Linked DNA regions of Homo sapiens: all the other regions are linked to region 1. Evidence: chromatin loops called from intact Hi-C (ENCODE). Cell type or tissue: mammary epithelial cell. All regions are shown on one strand.

What was found. Hi-C counts contacts between places; a loop is a spot of excess contacts. Peaks named below come from ENCODE experiments on the same cell type or tissue, not always from the same donor. Only the 100,000 strongest peaks of a DNase experiment are listed, where the experiment ranks them.
Region 2: a loop joins it to region 1, with 12 times the contacts of the local background. A loop is called at or near these places in 13 of 110 quality-filtered maps.
Region 3: a loop joins it to region 1, with 9 times the contacts of the local background. A loop is called at or near these places in 77 of 110 quality-filtered maps.
Region 4: it touches region 1 in a loop (18-fold over the local background); 9 of 110 quality-filtered maps call a loop at or near these places.

What each region holds. Positions count from the first base shown.
Region 1 is chr3:185,657,544-185,662,543 of GRCh38, reverse strand. It overlaps IGF2BP2 (insulin like growth factor 2 mRNA binding protein 2), which reads left to right. Exons shown (of 16, transcript NM_006548.6): 11 at 4,135-4,203. Among named protein-coding and RNA genes, the nearest start is that of IGF2BP2-AS1, 53 kb to the left of the region's middle. In mammary epithelial cell, a CTCF peak has its summit at 1,934 (motif pointing left); DNase peaks (open chromatin) are centred at 1,933 and 3,783; H3K27ac peaks cover 3,707 bases.
Region 2 is chr3:185,897,989-185,902,988 of GRCh38, reverse strand. No RefSeq gene overlaps it. Among named protein-coding and RNA genes, the nearest start is that of TRA2B, 38 kb to the left of the region's middle. RefSeq lists an enhancer at 2,394-2,688. In mammary epithelial cell, no CTCF peak of the experiment used is centred here; a DNase peak (open chromatin) is centred at 2,578.
Region 3 is chr3:185,766,232-185,771,231 of GRCh38, reverse strand. The region is part of intron 2 of IGF2BP2 (insulin like growth factor 2 mRNA binding protein 2); the gene reads left to right. It overlaps MIR548AQ (microRNA 548aq), which reads left to right and starts at 3,328; the gene lies at 3,328-3,385. RefSeq lists enhancers at 925-1,425, 1,426-1,926. In mammary epithelial cell, a CTCF peak has its summit at 2,551 (motif pointing right); no DNase peak of the experiment used is centred here; H3K27ac peaks cover 1,660 bases.
Region 4 is chr3:185,975,301-185,980,300 of GRCh38, reverse strand. It overlaps the pseudogene NMRAL2P. Among named protein-coding and RNA genes, the nearest start is that of TRA2B, 40 kb to the right of the region's middle. In mammary epithelial cell, a CTCF peak has its summit at 2,703 (motif pointing left); no DNase peak of the experiment used is centred here.

The DNA.
Region 1 (5,000 bases):
GTATGGGAAGGGGAAATAGTATGCTCTGATAAGACACTTTTTTTTTTTTTGTCTTTTTTTCTTTTTGAGATGGAGTCTCACTCTGTCACCCAGGCTGGAGTGCAGTGGCATGATCTCGGCTCACTGCAACCTCCGCCTCCCGGGTTCAAGCAGTTCCCCTGCCTCAGCCTCCCAAGTAGCTGGAACTACAGATGTGCACCACCATGCCTGGCTAATTTTTGTATTTTGGGTAGAAGTGGGGTTTCACCATGTTGGCCAGGCTGGTCTTGAACTCCTGACCTCAAGCGATCTGCCTACCTCGGCCTCCCAAAGTGCTGGGATTACAGGCTTGAGCCACCACGTCTGGCCAGACCTTTCATTATACATAAGCACTCATTTATCACTAATTAATTTAGCTCATCCAGTGCCCAGTGATCTTTCATTCCTGTGACCTCACTGAATGCCACATAGCACCCGTCAAGGGCGTCTGTCCTGCTGAGTGTCAAGTCTGTAGCCCACTGGTGCTGCCTCCCCCGCCACATCCTGCTAACCCTCATTCACATTCACCACACTGCCCTCCTTTCTGTTTTCCAGTAGGCCAACCCCTTTTCTAGCTCTGGACCTCCTAGAACCCTGCTTAGAATGCTCCGTCCCAGTGCCTTTTCTGGGGCTCCATCTCCTCCCTGGGTCTTGACTGCAGCAGTCTTTTCCAGACCACTCACCTCCACACCTGCTCCTTGCCTGTTCTTGTTCATTTCTTTCACAGTACTTGAAGTTCTCTTTTGTGCCTGCCTCCCCGGTAGAACACAAGCTCCATGCTGACAGTGACCATTACTGTCTTAATAACTGTGTCCCCAGCACCCGGGACCCGGGTCAATGCCTCCCACAGAGTAGGTGCTCAGATGCCTTTTTTTTTTTTTTTTTTTTTTGAGACAGTCTTGTTCTGTCACCCAGGCTGGAGTGCAGTGGCATGATCTCGGCTCACTGAAACCTCTTGTCTCCCGGGTTCAAGCGATTCTCCCACCTCAGCCTCCTGAATAGCTGGAATTGCAGGTGTCCACCACCACGCCCGGCTAATTTTTGTATTTTTGCTAGCGATGGGGTTTCGCCATGTTGGACAGGCTGGTCTTGAACTGCTGACCTCAAATAATCCGCCTGCCTCAGCCTCCCAAAGTGCTAGGATTACAGGCATGAGCCACCGTGCCCAGCCTCAAATGCCTTTTGAATGAATGAATGAACAAACCCTCACAACAGTACTATAAGAACTAGATATTATTTGAGTCTGTTTGTGGATAAGGCTCAGAAAGATTAAATAATTTTTTCCAACTTGTAGAGGTAGTGATTCAGAGACTCAGATCTTCTGACACCAGAAACTAACTTCTATATACAGGGGCTAATGGCAGAGCCTCCGCTAGAAACAAGCTCCTGATTGCAAGTTCAAGATTCTTTCCCTGTGACAATTTTTCAGCTGTTACTCATGAATAAAAGAGAATTTGTCCTTTTTATCCTTTGACAGCTAATTTTAAAAATCTCTTTCTTACCCTGAGTTCCTAGGAAGTCTAAATTTGATAGTATTTATGTGAGAAGTATTTGAACCCAGAATAGGAGCCACACTGTGGCTTGTCTATTCCCGGCCTCACATGAGTTTTGTAAGGAAATGGCAAATCATAGTTCAAAGGAATTATTTCTGCCATGAGACCTGAAGGAACGATTCTTCAGGCGGGAGGAGGGCTGAAGTGCTCTTTTCCCAGACTAGAGTTTTGTGCAGAAGAGTTGCATGAATTCTCCCCCAGCTCTTCATGGCCCAGGACACGGACCTGCAGAGAAAGCTCTGGAGCTGATGTTCTTTCCAGGGGGTCCTTAGAAGCAGAGCCAAGAGAGAGAAACTGCTTCACCCACCTTCCTGCAAAACTTGAGCTTGCCAAGAGACTGCTGATCTCATAGCGCCCTCTTGTGGGCATGAGGGGCTGCTGCAGCCCCTTTCCAAGTCAAAGCAAGGCTCTCACTACAGCCGTGTTAAGTGGAGCTCTGTCGCCGGCAGGCGTGGCTGGTAACCTACAGCAGCCCTGGAGCAGCTCCTCAAGTTGTTCACATCTCTGCCTTCTCATTCCAAGCTCAAAAAGGGCAACGGTTTCATTTTGTCCCTAATGGGTCATAAGGCAAAATCCTAACCTTCAGGAGATTCGGGGGATGGAGGGCATTGCCTGTCACTGTGAGATTTGCTCAGGGATCCTCAAGTGAAAGCTGGGTCACCAGACTCCAAACCTCAGCCACGTCTGACCACTGTTGGAATCGTCTTCCTGGAGGACTATCTTGCAGGGTGGGCCTGTGGGAATTGGTTCCATGGTGCCCAGAGCTGTTCACTTCCTTTCCTGGAACAGCAATGTCAGTGTTGACCCAGCCTTGTGTAAAGCACAGCTAGCAATTCTGCTGACTCAGGTCAGCGTTCTGCCTGTAAGAATATATCAGACCGGGCGCGGTGGTTCACGCCTGTAACCTCAGCACTTTAAAGGGAGGCTGAGGCGGGTGGATCACTTGAGGTCAGGAGTTCAAGACCAGCCTTACCAACATGGTGAAACCCTGTCTCTACTAACAATACAAAATTAGCTGAGCTTGGTGGCACATGCCTGTAATCCCAGCTATTTGGGAGGCTGAGGCAGGAGAATCGCTTGAACCCGGGAGGTGGAGGATGCAGTGAGCCGAGATTGCGCCACTGCACTCCAGCCTAGTCAACGAGTGAAACACCATCTCAAAAAAAAAAAAGTATCAAATCAGACATAGTTCCTTCTCATAGGACTGTTGTGAGGATTAAAAGAGTTTATGAATAGACACAAAATATCTATGTTAGTATCTAGTACACAGTACCTATTCAGTAAAAAGCAGCTACTTGGCAGGGTGCAGTGGCTCACACTTATAATCATATCACTTTGGGAGGCTAAGGCGGGTAGATCACCTGAGGTCAGGAGTACGAGACCAGCCTGGCCAACATGGTGAAACCCCATCTCTACTAAAAATACAAAAAATTAACCAGGCGTGGTGGGGGGTGCCTGTAATCCCAGCCACTTGGGAGGCTGAGGCAGGAGAATCGCTTGAACCTGCGGGGGCGGAGGTTGCAGTGAGCCGAGATCGCGCCACTTCACTCCAGCCTGGGCGAAAGAGTGAAATGCCGTCTCAAAAATAAAGAAATAAAATAAAAGCAGCTACTTTCTAAATTTCTATTTTCTTAATAGCTCTACTTTTTTTCTGTCCATATCTGCCCTCCTGTTCCCTGCTCCTCTCTCTCCACATTCATTTTCTTTCTCTCCTCTCTCAGTCACTCTCTCTCTTTTTTTTTTCTTATGGAGACAGGGCCTTGCTCTGTCGCCCAGGCATAGCACCAGTGCAGTGGTGCAATCATAGCTCACTGCAGCCTCAAATTCCTAGGCTCAAGTGATCCTCCCACTTCAGCCTCCTGAGTAACTGGGACCAGAGTGCACACTACCACACCCAGCTAATTTTTTATTTTTATTTTTTATACAGATGGGATCTCTCTGTGTCACCCAGGCTAGTCTCAAGTTCCTGAACCCAAGTGATCCTCCCATTTCAGATTCCCAAAGCTCAGTCTCCTTTGACATTTCTCCCTTCTCAGGATTCTTTCCATTCCTTCTAGAATTCTCTGATGGAGCTGACTGATCTATCTGCCCAGGAACACATTTGCTTGTTCTGAATAACTCTTGGGTATTGTCCAGCACACTCTGTTCTTTTTCATCTACGACTCATCATTCTCCAGAAAACGGAAGGCACTGGCCCCGCCTCTCCACCCGAGGGCAGGTTAAGAGTGTATGGGTGCAAGTGCCAGTGGGTGTATGTGTGTATGTGTGTGTTCACACCCATGGTATGTTCCTAGGACGCCTCAGGCATGACTCAGCTTAGAAATGATGAACATTTAGCCCAGAGAGCTACTGCAACCAGGGGACATCTTGCCAAGCATTCCGTGGTCTGAGTGGGAGAAGTGGAGCAGAGATCTGAGACACAGAGGGACAGGCGTGTAGACACGACAGTGGAGCCAGCTGATGCCACAGAGAGCCTGTGTCGCATGTTGGGAATCTGGCCTCCCTGAGGCCAGTGACAGTCCCTGAGAGCACCCGCCCACTGACTCTTTCTCTCATGCTGCAGACCCACTCCGGATACTTCTCCAGCCTGTACCCCCATCACCAGTTTGGCCCGTTCCCGCATCATCACTCTGTAAGTGCCCCCTCAGTTCAGCCGCACCTGCCACTTCTCCTGGGGCTAGGCCCACTTGGCCCTTGGTGGCCAGTGAATGTTCACAATGCAGATCTTGTCTCCTGTGGTTCTGGTTTGTCCTGGGAGTGACACACCTCAAAGCCTGAGCACGCCAAACTCCCCAGCACCCGAGTGCTCTTGAGGTTCTGCAGAGGCCTAGGCCGTTGCTGTTGCACCTGTGGATGCTCGCACACCTCACAGGTCGCAGGAACTGCTGCAGATGGGCAAGCAGAAGGCCAGATGAGCACGTGCTGTTGGCACTGAATAGCAGAGTTTCCAAAGATCTTTGAACAAAGTCTAGCAAATGAGAATGTCATTTGCACAGACCCCACTTGCAAGGACCCCTGGCAGCCTTGCCCAAGAGCCTCTGCCTTTTGTCACAGGGTCCCAGGAGGGATGGTTCACCCCATCTTCCTGGAGCCAGTCACCGTGCAGCTGGGTCAGGTCAAGTTTAGTTGTGAAAATGCTTCTCCGGATACCAGATGTGTTGGGCAGCTTTCCATTCCCTCTAACAGAATGCCTTGGGGCCGTCTTCAGGCCAGGTATGTTTAATAGCTGTTTTCATTTCTTGGGTGAAGACACAGGAGAGATACAGATCACATTTGTATAAGACAGAAAACCTGCGATCAGACAGCTTTTGGAATCCAACAAATTGAGAAGCTCAAGAGGAGGATGCCCTTGATTATCACTAGCGCTGCCTGTGCTCAGGTCCCTTCCTCAGGCTTCACACCTGCAGAGCCGCAGGCCGCAGAAGGATC
Region 2 (5,000 bases), 240 kb before region 1:
GGCGACAAAGCGAGACTCCATCTCAAAAAAAAAAGAATACCCTATGCAACTTTTGAGGAATCTCCTAGATGATGTGCTTTGGCAAATAAGGAAAATGGAACTCTTTTTGTATTCAGAGACACTACTGAGAGGCTTTCACAGGTTTGAAGTAGTCAAAGAAAATTAGATACGTGCACATAAAAAATTTAAAAAATGAAAAAAAATTGGAATTCTAGGATATAAAACAATATTTGTAGGGAATAAGAAAGCCATTCATGGCTGGGTGCCGTAGCTCACACCTGTAATCCCAGCACTTTGGGAGGCCAAGGCAGGCAGATCACTTGCAGTCAGGAGATTGAGACCAGCCCGGCCAACATGGTGAAACCCCGTCTCTACTAAAAACACAAAAATTTGCCGGGTGTTGTGGCGGGCACCTGTAATCCCAGCTACTCGGGAGACTGAGCGGGGAAAATCGCTTAAACCCAGGAGAAGGAGGTTGCAATGAGCCAAGATCATGCCATTGCACTCCAGCCTGGGTGATAAAGCGAGACTCATTCTCAAAAAAAGAAAAAGAAGAAAAAAGGAAAGTCATTCATGCTATATTATAGTACGTGTCTCAAAAGTGAACAATATTGAGATGGTCAAAATAAGGTAAACACTTCCTATCAACTCTGAAAAGTATCATATCCCTAAATGGTGAAGCTGGGAGGAGGAAAACTGTGGGTGTATGAGAAAAGCATGTTCAGTCCTCAAGGAATTGATTTCACTGAAAAATATAGAAACTGATTATACTTGACTTGAAGTAGAATAAAAAATAAATGTGCAAAAAAAGTGTGTATGCAGTTGTGTGTGCGTGTGTCCTAATATTGGCATGCTTTTTGTACTTTTTCTGCATTAAATTTTTGCTTTCAAAGGGGTTAGTTAATGCTTCTGAATTTCATGTGGTCTGGGAACTCTGAAAACAGGCTCCTCTGTTTGATGTCCCTCTTCTTTCTTTCTTTTTTTAATTTTTTTATTTTTTTTATTTTTTGAGACAGAATTTTGCTCTTGTCGCCCAGGCTGGAGTACAATGGCGCCATCTCGGCTCACTGCAATCTCCACCTCCTGGGTTCAAGCGATTCTCCTGCTTCAGCCTCCAGAGTAGCTGGGATTACAGGAGCCCGCCACCACGCCCAGCTAATTTTTTGTATTTTTAGCAGAGACAGGGTTTCAATATGTTGGTCAGGCTGGTCTTGAACTCCTGACCTCTGGTGATCCACTCACTTCAGCCTCCCAAAGTGCTGGGATTACAGGCGTGAGCCACCATGCCTGGCCACAGTCCCTCTTATTTCTACTGAGAACTTTACATGGCTCAGCTGTGTGGCCTTTCAGGAAATTTAACTATACTGATCAAACTATACAGATCAAAACTGACCTGTCAGGAAATCAAGAAATGGACAGAGGAGCGGTTTGTTATAGCTCAAAATAGCATGGAAAAGAAAATGAAGCTCTACTTAGAATAAGCAAAGGATATGAGAAAATAAAACTCATTCTGAAGGATCCGGCTGTGTTTATGAGCTGCAGTCTTGCTAGTGATTTAAGAGATAGGCTTGTTCTGGAGGATTTACATTAGCAAAAGTTGCAAACCTGAAGTGTAGGATTGTAGATTTAAAAAGAAAATACAAATTTCATGCTGTATACACAGCAGTTCTATGAACAAAGTGGGTTTGTTGTTGTTGTTGTTGTTTTGTTTTTGTTTTCTTTTTGAGATGGAGTCTCGCTCTGTCTCCCAGGCTGGAGTGCAGTGGCACAATATTGGCTCACTGCAACCTCCGCCTCCCGGGTTCAAGCAATTCTCCTGCCTCAGCCTCCTGAGTAGCTGGGATTACAGGCATTCGCCATGTCGCCTGGCTAATTTTTGTATTTTTGGTAGAGTCGGGGTTTTGCCATGTTGGCCAGGCCGGTCCCAAACGCCTGACTTCAAGTGATCGGCCACCTCGGCCTCCCAAAGTGCTGGGATTACAGGTGTGAGACACCGTTCCTGGTCTGAACAGTGTTTCTATCGTTTTAAATTTGGTAAGGCCGGGTGCAGTGGCTCACGCCTGTAATCCCAGCACCCTGGGAGGCCGAGGCGGGCAGATCACCTGAGGTCGGAAGTTAGATACCAGCCTGACCAACATGGAGAAACCCCGTCTACTAAAAATACAAAATTAGCTGAGTGTGGTGGCGGGCACCTGTAATCCCAGCTACTCGGGAGGCTGAAGCAGGAGACTCGCTTGAACCTGGGAGGTGGAGGTTGCAGTGAGCCGGGATCACGCCATTGCACTCCAGCCTGGGCGACAAGAGTGAAACTCCATCTCAAAATAATAATAATAATAAAATAAAAAACGAGGCTCGCTGGAAAGGAATTACAGATGTTTCTGACCCTTGTTAAGGGATTAATCAGATTTACAGAGTTAATGGTGCAGTCTGGATCTGAGGGCTGGAATCAATTTCCCTGAGACACTCACTTCCATCCAGCAGAAAGTAGGAGGGTGTCCAGTGAGTCACTCCCTGACCGGAAACTGCTGACACCAGGCACCAGCAGGTTGCTGACTCAGGCCAAGGGGAGCTCCAAGCCCTCATCACCCTCAGTGCATGAATCTTCACAGCAGCCATTGGAGCAGGGCCAGGCTTACAAATGGCCTTTCATGCCACTTACCAAGAGTGAGTGTTCACTAATTTTTCTGCCCCAGGCAGAGGAATAAATGACAGTGACTTTCTTGGCATTCTCTCCTGAGAGAAGTACAGTGAGTTCAAAATGTAGAGAGTCAGGTAAACTTTGCATTTCTGTACAGGTCCAAGTCTAGAAGTTGTGCAAATATAATCACATGTGTGGGTTTGCCTATTTATTATCACATCATTGAAAACAGCTAGATGAATGAAACATTTATGTGTGAAGTTTAAAGACAGGGAAAACAATACCATATTTGTGGAGACACCTACATATGAAGTAAGGTGATAAAAACAAGCATGAGGATAGTAAATGCAAAGAGAGGCATATATACGGAGCTTCTGCTTGTATTTGTATTGCTTTATTTTGTAGTCTGAGTGATAATGATAAGGGTGTTTCCCATTATTCTGTATACTCTTGTGTGTGCTTATATTTAATATTTAATAATATTTAAACATTTAATACTTTTTTGTCTCAAAAAGTATTTTACCTTTTTCTGAGCTTTATTGGAGTATAATTTACATGCATGGCTGGGCGTGGTGGCTCACACCTGTAATCCCAACACTTTGGGAGGCCAAGGCGGGTGGATCACATGAGGTCAGGAGTTTGAGACCAGCCTGGCCAACATGGTGAAACCCTGTCTCTACTAAAAATACAAAAATTAGCCGGATGTTAAATTAGCCAGATGTGGTGATGCGCACCTGTAATCCCAGCTACTCAAGAGGCTGAGCATGAAAATCGCTTGAATCTGGGAGGCAGAGGTTGCAATGAGCCGAGATTGCGCCACTGCACTCTAGCCTATGTGACAGAGCAAGATTTCACCTCAAAAAATAAATAAATAAATAAATAAAATAAAATAAACATCTACATGCAAAAAAAGTACCCTTATTACACAATTCAATGAGTTCTGACAAGTGTATAGTCACATAACTACCTCTGAAACTCATGATTTAGAATATTTTCATCACTCTCCAAAATTAAAAATATGAAAGCTGAAAGGCAAGTATTTACACTTCAAGCCATGACAGAAACTGATACTCAACCAGCTCTCCCTCAGTAAACAGCTATAAAGCTGGACAAAATACATGAAATAACTGTTGTACCTCAGGCAACACAGCACCATGATTCTTCAGCAAAGGGAACAAACAAAACGAGCCCGCATGCCATGGCTTTCTCTCTGGAGCCAATTTCTGGACTGTGGTGTCTGAGGGGTAGCCCAACCAGAGGACAAAAGTCTCCCTGACTTAAGAACACGGAAATCAGAGTTCAGGACTACCTTGTGTCTGGAATGTGTAGGGCAGATTACCAAAGAGAAAGAACCAATGCCAAGGAGGACCTCCAAAAATCTGCGTCGGGACCCTGTTGAGTCTTCGTCTAAATACTAAACTATGCATGCACAGAACAAGTCTCCAAGAGGCTGGGCAATGAACAATTACCAGAGAAATAACAACTATCATTTAGCTGAGAGCTAAATAACTACCGAATCTCATACAGGTCTGAAAGATGTTCAAGTTTCAACCAGCCAGAGTGGAAATACTTTATAAAAAATGAGACCACAGCAGACATCTCAGAAAGACCCCATCTTAGGAGAAAGACTAATCTAGCCCTAGAGTTAAAGGTTTCTCTAGACCCACCCTAACAAAGCTAAAAAATAAGTTTCAAAAGTATTAAGCTAATTCCCAAGTAAATTAAGTCCCTGAAAAAGAAAATCTAAAAATCTATCAAGGAAGTTAAAAAAAATTTGGACACTCAACAATTTAGCATCCATAATGTCTAGCATATAATTTAAAAATTACTAGATACAGAAAGAAGCAGGAAAGTATGATCTATAATGAGGAAGAAAGTTAGTAAATAGAAATACACCCCAACATGATGGAAATGATGTTATTATCAACAAGGACTTTAAACCTGCATTATAAACACATTAAACTATTTTAAGGAAAAGATGAACACAATGAGAGAACAATTGGGAAATGTCAATAGAAAGACGGAAAATGCAGAAAAGAATCAAACAAAAATTTTAGAATCTAAAAATAAAATATACGAATGAAAAATTTAAGTGGATAGGTTTGTTGTTGTTGTTTGTTTGAGACGGAGTCTTGCTGCTCTGTCACCCAGGCTGGAGTGTAGTGGCATGATCTTGGCTCACTGCAACCTCTGCCTCCCGGGTTCAAGCGATTCTCGTGCCTCAGCCTCCCAAATAGCTGGGCCTACAGGTGTGCATCACCATGCCCAGCTAATTTTTAGTATTTTTAGTAAAGACGGGGTTTCGCCATGATGGCCAGGCTGGTCTCAAACTCCTGGCCTCAAGTGATGCACCCAGCTTGCC
Region 3 (5,000 bases), 110 kb before region 1:
CTGGCCTCAAGTGATCGGCCCAACTCGCCCTCCCAAAGTGCTGAGGTTACAGGCGTGAGCCACCATGCCTGGCCCATTTAGGCTCTTTTCAAGTTTTGTAGGCCTCCTTGTCCCTCTTCTAGTCTTAGGCTTGTTTACTTTTTAAGTTCTGTGACTGTTCTTTGGATTTTTAAAAGCCGTTTGCTGGGTGCCATGGCTCATGCCTATAATTTCAGCATTTTGGGTAGCCAAGGTGGGAAGATTGCTTGAGGCCAAGAGTTCAAGACCAGTCTGGGCAACATAGTGAGTCTCCCTCTCTACCAAAAAAGGATAAATTAGCCAGATGTGGTCATGCACATCTGTAGTCCTAGCTGCTAGAGAGGCTGAGGTGGGAGGATTACTTCAGCCCAGGAGTTTGAAGCTGCAGTGAGCTATAATTGTGCCACTGCACTCCAGCCTGGGCAACAGTGAGACCCTGTCTCTAACTAAAAGACAAATAGAACAGAAACCTTTCCACAAGATCATCTATTACAGTCTCTTTGTGCTGCTCTGACTGTGACTGCCTAGAGGGGCTCCTCCTCTCATAATTTGTATGTGCTGGTAATTAAGGCACCTCCACCTTGGGTGTCACAGGTGCTATGGGAAACATAACAGACTCTGGGTGAGTCTTGAGTCTGTTACCAATTTTCCAGATTACACAGGCAAGCCATTTAACTTCTCAGTCTTTTTAAAATCTGGTGCCTTGGAATAAAGGCCTATGGGGTCATAACCAAAGGAGCAAATAAGATGCTTGTGAAAATACTTTCCAATGTATAAAATCCTTTTTAAATATAACCCACTACTCTTTCTCACTCTGACATGGTGAATCTCTGTTCGTTGGTTTTGCTTTTCCTATCACATCCCATTTTCCTTGAGAGAACTGGAGTTTCCCGTAAATCACCAGATATGCTCCCTCGGGTTGGCCGGTCCTGCTCGACCAGTCCTGAGTCCTAACTATGTGGTGTGCTATGACAGAGCAAGGGTAGAGACTTCATTTTTCTGATGTAAATTACACGCCCGCCACCACATCCCTTCTTATGAGACGTAGATTCTGTTGACATAGGAGCCTAAGAGAGAGACCATCCCCCAGTTCTGCTTCCTTGAGGACATAGAGAGAAGGCTCAGGATTCGTTTCCCTTCCAGGGGTTCCCAGATCTTATTGGGTTTGTGTGGGCCTCTGGTCCCCAGGGGCCGAACTTTGGGAAGAGGGATACAGTGGCTGCTGCTATAGGCAGTTGGCACTTCTTTAGAGATAAAATGTGAAAAGATGGTTTGTGGATTTTGCCTAATAGATAGTAAGCATGACAGAAACACAGACCTCTTGGTTCATGTGGTTTTGTGACTGAGATGAAATTGTTTCTTTTTTTTTTTTTTTTTTTTTTTGGAGACAGGGTCTCATTCTATCATCCAGGCGGGAGTGCAGTGGCAGTGACCACAGTTCACTGCAGCATTGACCTCCTGGGCTCAATCGATCCTTCCACCTCAGCCTCCTGAGTAGCTGGGACCACAGGTGTGCATCACCATTAATTAAAATTTTTTGTAGAAATAGGATCTTGGTATGTTGCCCAGGATGGTCTTGAACTCCTGGGCTCAAGCTATCCTTCTGCCTCAAACCTCCAAAAGTGTTGGGATTACAAGCGTGAGCCACCGTGCCAGGCCATTTCTAATCTTTGGAGACCATGATTTCTCTGTCTGTAAAATGCACTTGAGAGCAAATTGAAGAGTGGCCTTTGAGCTGAATACCTTTACTTGGTTATGGCATTCACTATTTAAGAGTTACAGGTTCTTCTGAGTGTTTGCTGTCTCTTTATAACTTCCGTTTTAAACAATAGATTCACCTTTTTTTTAAAAAAAATTTGGAGACAGGGTGTCATTCTGTCTCTTAGGCTGGAGTGCAGTGGCATGATCATGGATGTCTCATTGCAACCTCAAACTCGAGGGGCCAAGTCCTCCTTCCACCTCAACTCCTTGGCCTAATCCATCCTCCCATCCTCCTCAGCCTCCCCATGCTCAGCTAATTTTTAAAAATTTTTATAGAGGTGGGGGTTTTGCTGTGTTGCCCAGGCTGATCTCAAATGCCTGGCCTCAAGTGATTCTCCCACCTTGGTCTCTCAAAATGTTGGGATTACAGGCGTGGACCACCGCGCCCCGCCCAGGTTCAACCTTTTTTTTGTTTTGATTTGTTTTGAGACGGAGTCTCACTCTGTCGCCCAGGCTGGAGTGCAGTGGCGTAATCTCAGCTCACTGCAATCTCCACCTCCCAGGTTCAAGCAATTCTCCTGTCTCAGCCTCCTGAGTAGCTGGGACTACAGGCGCATGCCACCACATCTGGCTAATTTCTGTATTTTTAGAAGAGATGGAGTTTCACCATATTGGTCAGGCTAGTCTCCCTGACCTCAGGTGATCCACCCGCCTCAGCCTCCCAAAGTGCTGGGATGACAGGCGTAAAAGCCACCACGCCTGGCTTAGATTCAACCTTTTAAAGGTGCTTATTGATCTATCAGAAGCTTCAAAGTGAAAGCATGATACTCCACCACTAGAGGGCAGTGCTGTCCTAGTCACATGATCTGAATCTACAAATTGCTGAATTTGAAGCTTCCTTCAGTCCTCCACAGAATTAGACAGAAAATTTATATCATTTTTATATGTATTAAGTATATACATATTCAAAATATAATTTAAATATTTAAGTAGTATTAAAGGACCTTTTAAAAATACTTAGATTGACTTAAAAGGGTTAACATGCAGTTCTTTATCATTATCATATTCTTTACCAAGTTAAACTGAATCCCACAGAAAAAAATCTATCCTGAAGGTTTGTAGTTCATCATCAGCCCTCGGGTTAGCTCAGCATCGTGACACCTCTAACTACATACTCATGTCGCCCAGGTTCTTCACTGTTTCACTTACAGGGATGCCATGCATCTGGCTGAGGATGTTTTAATTAACAATAGAGATACTCTTGGGAAAGTTCTCAACTTTCCTTTTTCCTTTTTCTGTAGGAGGTAAAGAGCTAAATAAATGTTTATATAGTGTCATGATGCCACTAAGAAAATAACAGCCCCTTTGTCTCTTTTCCCTCAATCATAAGGAAGTTATGACCTGAATAGAAAGACAAAGCAGTACCCTTCTGTGTTTTTCTCAAGTGAGAACATTTTTTTCTTTTGCATAAAGTCACAAAAGTGTATATAAGGGCTGAGGATCTGGTAATTGTCCACATTTCAGATTTTTTTAAGGAAATATTCCTAGAAGTATAATTGGATTAAAGAGTAATATAAGGATTAAGACACTTGCTATTTAGGTTGGTGTGAAAGTAATTGCTGTTTTTGCCATTACTTTCAGTGGCAAAAACTGCAATTACTTTTGCATTAACCTAAAATAATCATTGCCAATGCTTTCCAAAATGGCTGCACTAAAATATATCCCCTGAACAGTACATGAAATCATTTTCAACCCTAATACATTCCATAATTTCACCCAACATATTCCAGAATTGTATTCCTCATTTCAGCAGCCTTATTTTAAAATATTTTATAATTATAAACTTTTTTTTCCAAGTAGAAGGTATGTTGATCAATATTTCCCCAAATATATTACTGTACTGGTAAGACATATTAAAAAATGGTTCAGTGGTCAAATACATTTTTCAAATGTTGTATACTTGTCCCTTTCTTGGAGATTTGTGAAGCACACATGCATTTTAAGGCTCTGAGAAGTCCTGTAGTAAAGAAATCTGTTTAACTTGATGTTTTATAATTTATTTACATAACTACAGAATCCTTTAACATCTTATGGAAATGGGATTGGATTTTAGAAGATAGTAATGATGGTGGGAAGTTGTTCTGGAAGGTTTTAGGAAACACTGTAGTATTATAAGGATTTCTTCTGAACTTGTGTTGGTCTCTGGTCATCGTTGTGGAGAACAGAATCCACAGAGTAGCTAGATTAAGCACAAAAGAATGCATTGAGGTATATAGATAGATCACAGAATTGTCGGACAGGCTGAAGAAACAGGCTGCAGGTGGAGCTTCTTGATAGTCTGCAGAACTGGTCTGCCAAGAGAGCTGTTGCCTATGCCACCATCGAGAAGCTTCTCCCACAACTGCCTCTGCCAGATTGGGAAGCCACTGGGTCCACAGTTGTGTGTCTCTATCCTAGCAGGAAGTGGGGCTGGGCAGTTTGTTTTCAGTCCTATTTTAGGAAGGAGGGACTTTACACTAAGGTGAACTATCAAATGTGGAGAGAATGTCTAAAAGACGGCAGCTACAATTAGCAGGCATCCAAGAAGACAGCTGTGTGTTGTGAACACCTTGGGATATAGGTCAGAAAACTGGGGTGTAGCCCTGGCCTTGCCTCTTAACTGCTGCATGACCTTGGGCAAGTCCACTTTCAAACTTGCGATCTCATCTCTAAACAGGATATAACTCACTGACTTGGAGTGAAGATAAAATGAAAGTAATAGGTGTGAATATACCAGGGAAAACTATAAAGTATTAAATGAAATCAGTAAAAAGTATTTTTCACAACCCAGGTTTGTCTCTAGACCAGGGGTTGGCAAACTTTTTCTGTAAAGCACTAGCTAGTAAATATTTTTGGCTTGTTAGATGATACTATCCCTTTAGTACCTATTCAACTCTGCAAGAGCAGCCATAGACAATATGTAAATGGATGAGCATGGCTGTGTTCCAATAAAACTTTATTTATGGACACTGAGATTTGAATTTTGTATAATTTTCACATGTCACGGAATATTCTTTTTATTTTTTTTCCAACCATTTAAAAAAAGGGAAAAACATTCTTAGCTTGTAGACTATACAAAAACAGGTGGCTGGCTGGATTTGACCTATCAACCGTAGTTTGTTGGTCCACGTTCTAGATCATTATACTTAAAATATTTTAAAATGTATTTAAATTTAAATTTAAAATATTTTAAATTGTTTTGCCTTAATGTAGTGGCAAATAAATTTGGGGCTTTGATGATA
Region 4 (5,000 bases), 320 kb before region 1:
AACACCATGTTCCCCAGAAAATTCTCTACAAAGATGTTCATTTTTTTAAGTTAAAAGTACTTAAAAGTTCACTGGGAATTTTGCAATGCAGTTGAGAAAACTGGAGCTGCCTAGGGGAATTTCAGCATTAGGGCTTGAAATTACTCACCCAGGAGAAATCCCAGTATAATCTGCCCTCCCATTAGTGGTAGGAGAGAAGCTCCAAGTTCCGAGGCTTCTCATTTTACCAAACAGGTGTACCACCCTTATCACTAACTAGCAAGTTAAATGTGAATCAAATTACCGTGTTCTATCACCAATGCAGTGCTTCCTACTGAAGAGGCGACCGCAGGAAATCCTTCGGTGTTGCAAACAATTGCATTCCAGCATGTTCTGTCAACATGAATGTTGTGCCGTAAAGAGGAAAAGGATCAGAGAGGAAAGAGGCTGTGTGGTGCAGAGGCCTATCTGAACAGCTGATTTTCTACATGCCCTTGAAGGCTCCCTGGTTCTCTGAGATAAACTGGCTGAAGCTTTTGACTTTGGGATTTAGTTGGTGGGTGAGATTGACATCTCGGTCTGGCTTCATTTCATAGAAACGACACATATTGGCTATTTCCTTTGCTGCAGGGAATCCCAGCTTCTCGAAAGCTTCCGGGGTAATCTTTTAAGAACAAATAAGAAGACAGAAAATGTTATAGCCCATACTTAAAATAGTTTGAAATGACATTATTCACCTTAATGATGACACAGGTCCATAATTCTTTTTTTTTTTTTTTTAAGACAGTGTCTCACTCTGTCACTCAGACTGGAGTGCAGTGGTGCGATCTCGGCTCACTGCAACCTCTGCCCTCCGAGTTCAAGTAATTCTCCTGCCTCAGCCTCCTGAGTAGCTGGGATTACAGGCACCCGCCACCACGCCCGACTAATTTTGTGTATTTTTGGTAGAGATGGGGTTTCGCCATGTTGGCCAGCCTGGTCTCAAACTCCTGACCTCAGGTGATCTGCCCGCCTCTGCCTCCCAAAGTGCTGGGGTTACAGGTGTGAGCCACAGCACCCAGCCAGGTCCACAATTCTTTAGCCTAACTCCAAAATCCAAGAGACTCTAAAGTTTTTTTTCCCCCATAAGCCATTTGGCAGCAAACTGACCTTTTTGAACTAAATTAGTGGCAAACCTGATCTAACTATGTGAAGCTATTTATGGTCTTTAATCATACCATTTAGTGGAAACATTCAAATATTTGCCTGCAGAGATATAGATGTGTTTGATTACAGGTTCCTGCTCCAGCCCGTGCTGGTGATGTTATATATGTAGACAATAACCTATCTAAAAGCCGAAAGATTCCTAAAGCTGAATTGTTTCTGGCCCCAAGCCTTTTGGGTAAGGTACTGTAGATCTGTACCAGCCTTCATGTGAATAGCACCTCACAGTGCTCTTGCCTATACTTCCTCTTCGTATTCCCCCACCAGCCCTCTGAAACCGTCCACCCACCTGGGCCTCCATGCGGCATCAAGATCCCCCCTCTCTGGCACCAGGCTCTCCTTCTCACCTGGCTGATGGCCCATCCATCCTCGCTCCCTTTCTTGGTTAGAGGTCTGTATTTTACCTCCAATTGCCCCAGCCTTTGCCAAGGCCAGGCCCAAGCAGAAATGGAGCCCATCCCACGCCAACTGAGCTGCCTTCTGTCACCTTCCATAAAATCCACTCCTTGAATCCTTTCTAACACTAACTAGATCCATAATTCCCCCTACTGAATTAGCTAAAAATCATTTCTATTGGATCCAGTATAATCTGTCTTTAGCCCTCAGAGATAAACTCTGACTTTGCAATTTTACTTGGCCTTTAAAAAAGGTGACAGACACAAACAACTTAGGCAAAACAATGATTGTCACATGCATTCATAATAATGAGAAAATTAAGAACAACCTACATGGCCAACAATACAGAAATGGTAGAATTAATTGTGGTACATCTACTCTCAGAACATAATGCAGTTTAATGTTTTTGGAGAAGTTTAACAAAATAGAAAAATTCTCATAACATTAACTGAAAAGGCCAGAAACAAAATGGTACATTTAGTGTTATTTTAACTGTGTTAAATATATGCATATGTATATATATGTGTGTATATATGTATACATTTAATACAATAATACAATTTAATAATTGTATTAAATATATACATATATACACATACTTATATATACATATACATATGTATATATTTAATACAATAAATATATATAAGTATATACAGTATATACATATATAGATACTTATATATACTGGAAAAAGACAAGACAATCTGTCAAATCTTAACAGTAGCTATCTCTGAGAGATTGAACTACGTGTGATTTGTATTTTCTTTTTCATAATTTTCCGAGTTTTCTTCAATAAGCAGTTGCTATTTTTGAAATCAGAAAAACGTTGAAAATTTGAAGTGAGTTTGGAAATAGAAGTCTATGTGAGAAGCATGGAAGATTCTTTCATGTCTGTCTCCTTGAGTCACTCTTTCATCCATAACTTTGATACCACATGTACTTCAGTAAAATAAGGGATTCTTTTACTGCAGATTTTTGAAGGAAAGAGGTCTGTTCTGTTATGTCTCACTTTCTGAGAAAACCATCTTCCTTTGGGGGTTAGACAGTTTCAACTAGACATTTCACACCCACTTGAGGAGGTAGGAGGAAGTCAGACCGTGAGGGCTGGAGCGCCACCTTGTGGCCAGATGCACCCTTCCCCGGAATTGTCAGACCATTCTACAGAAGTTCCAGCCTCTGATGCCCTACAGTCTGTGGTGCCAGAGGAGCTTCAGCTGCATTATAAAACAATTTGTATACCAAGAAGTGTCAGGGACCAAGTATATGACTAATAGATGCTTGGAAGGTTCTGAGCAATTCAGAACAATGTCTACTGCATCCTCTAAGAATCAATACACACACTCATCCCCTACACTCACGCTCTCTCTTTCTCTCCTTCCTTACAGAGTTCAAAACCACAAGACAAAATGAACATATGACCCAAATGCAAATGGCCTGGGAGAAGGGTCACTGAGAAGTGAATGTGTACTCAGGTGCAAGGAACCTTGCAGATCTTCTTGTGAGCCCATCTTTGAGTGGGTGGCTGCCTTCTTGGGTTCAGGAGTAACAATCTCTCCGAGAAATGTGTGTGTGGCTTCAATGAGATAACCAGATGTGGTTTTGTGGCTGGATTGACTCCCACACTGGTTTTCCAGAAAAAAAAAAATATCTCTTTGCCTCCTCACAACTTCAGTACCCGAGGCTGAATTGGGAATCTAGATATCCCCTCTAGAATCATTGGACCAAGAGCTGTTGATCCAAACAAGAACCAACTTTCTATCCCTAATTCTAGGAAATATTCTAGAACATATGTCAACAAACTATTTTTTTTTTTTTTGAGACGGAGTCTTGCCCTCTCGCCCAGGCTGGAGTGCAATGGCGCGATCTTGGCTCACTACAACCTCCACCTCCTGGGTTCAAATGATTTTCCTGCCTCAGCCTCCCCAGTAGCTGGGATTACAGGTGCCCACCACCATGCCCAGCTAATTTTTGTATTTTTAGTAGAGGCGGGGTTTCACCATGTTCGCCAGGCTGGTCTCAAACTCCTGACCTCGTGATCCACCCTCCTTGGCCTCCCAAAGTGCTGGGAAACAAACTTTTTTCTAAAGGCCTAGATATAAATATTGTAGGCTTTGTGGGCCATAAGTTCTCTGTTGGAACTACTCAACTCTATCATTGTACCCTGAAAACAACCTGTTTTCTTTTCCCTTCCTCTTGTCAATACCTGCTTGGGGAAATGGCTGGTGATGCCCAATATCACCAATTCTCACTCTTCTGTAAAAAGTCTGTCCTGGCCAGGCACAATTTCTTGGAGAAAATAACTTACCCCCAAGCCCAAGAAGGCAGCCCCCCACACAAGGAGGCCATTCCTGCATGATTTATAGCATGATCAGTTGCTGAGGGCTTACTAAATGCCAGACCCAGTGCCAAGCACCTGCTGTACAGATCTCATTTCATCCTCACAATGATCCCATGAAGGAGGTATAACAACTTTTTTTGGAACATATGAAGACACTGAGATGGAGAGAGGTTAAGTAAATTACCAAGGATAGAGGCAGAGCCAGAATTTGCCTCCTTCCCGTACTGCCTCTGGTTTGTCGTGTTTATTCCAGAATTAGCCAGGCCAGCCTTCTTGATGCCTCCTCTGTCTATACATGGTCATGTTCCCTCAAGGACCAACTCAAGCCCACGTCTTCCATGAAACCTTCTTCCACTGTTTTCTGGTCATCTATAGCACAGATAGTCTGAACAACACAATTAAGCACCTATAGTGTTATGTCTTATAATGATCATGGCGACTTGATGGGCATCAATATTTTTACTCCAACCTTGCTGCAAATTCCTTAAAGTAGCATTGGGTTCATAATAGAGACTCAATACATCTCTGCCATGTGCCAAACACTATGATAAGCCCTTTAAATATATTCTCTGTAACTTTCACAAGAACATCCAAAGTAGATACTATCATTCCCCACTTTGCAACTGAGGAAGCTGAGGCTCAATGAAGCTAAGTGTCTTGTTCCACATCAGCTAGCTCTGGACGACCGAAGTGGTCAGCAGCAAGGACTTATGAGAGGAGTTGGGATCATGTGTGTAAAAAGGCTGTATCTCAATCTTCACATTCTACGTTCTTTCCACTCAAAAGTAATTTTACTTTTACAAGTCAATTAACCCTAAGCCAAAGAAATAAAGCCATATGGGAGAGATTCCACTGCACCAATCGATGAAGATAGATTTATGGAACCACAATCCTTCTCAATTTCTTCTGAAAGTTTAAGTTCAATCCTGCCTAAATCCACAGAGAGTCTACCAAAATTTGTAAGTCAGTGGAATGTTAACCAAGGTGGCCTCTTGTGATCACATGGATGTCCCCTAAGAACTCACCTTTGCATCTCGGACTTCTTTCCCCAAAACCTTGGACAAAACATCAGCATATTGCT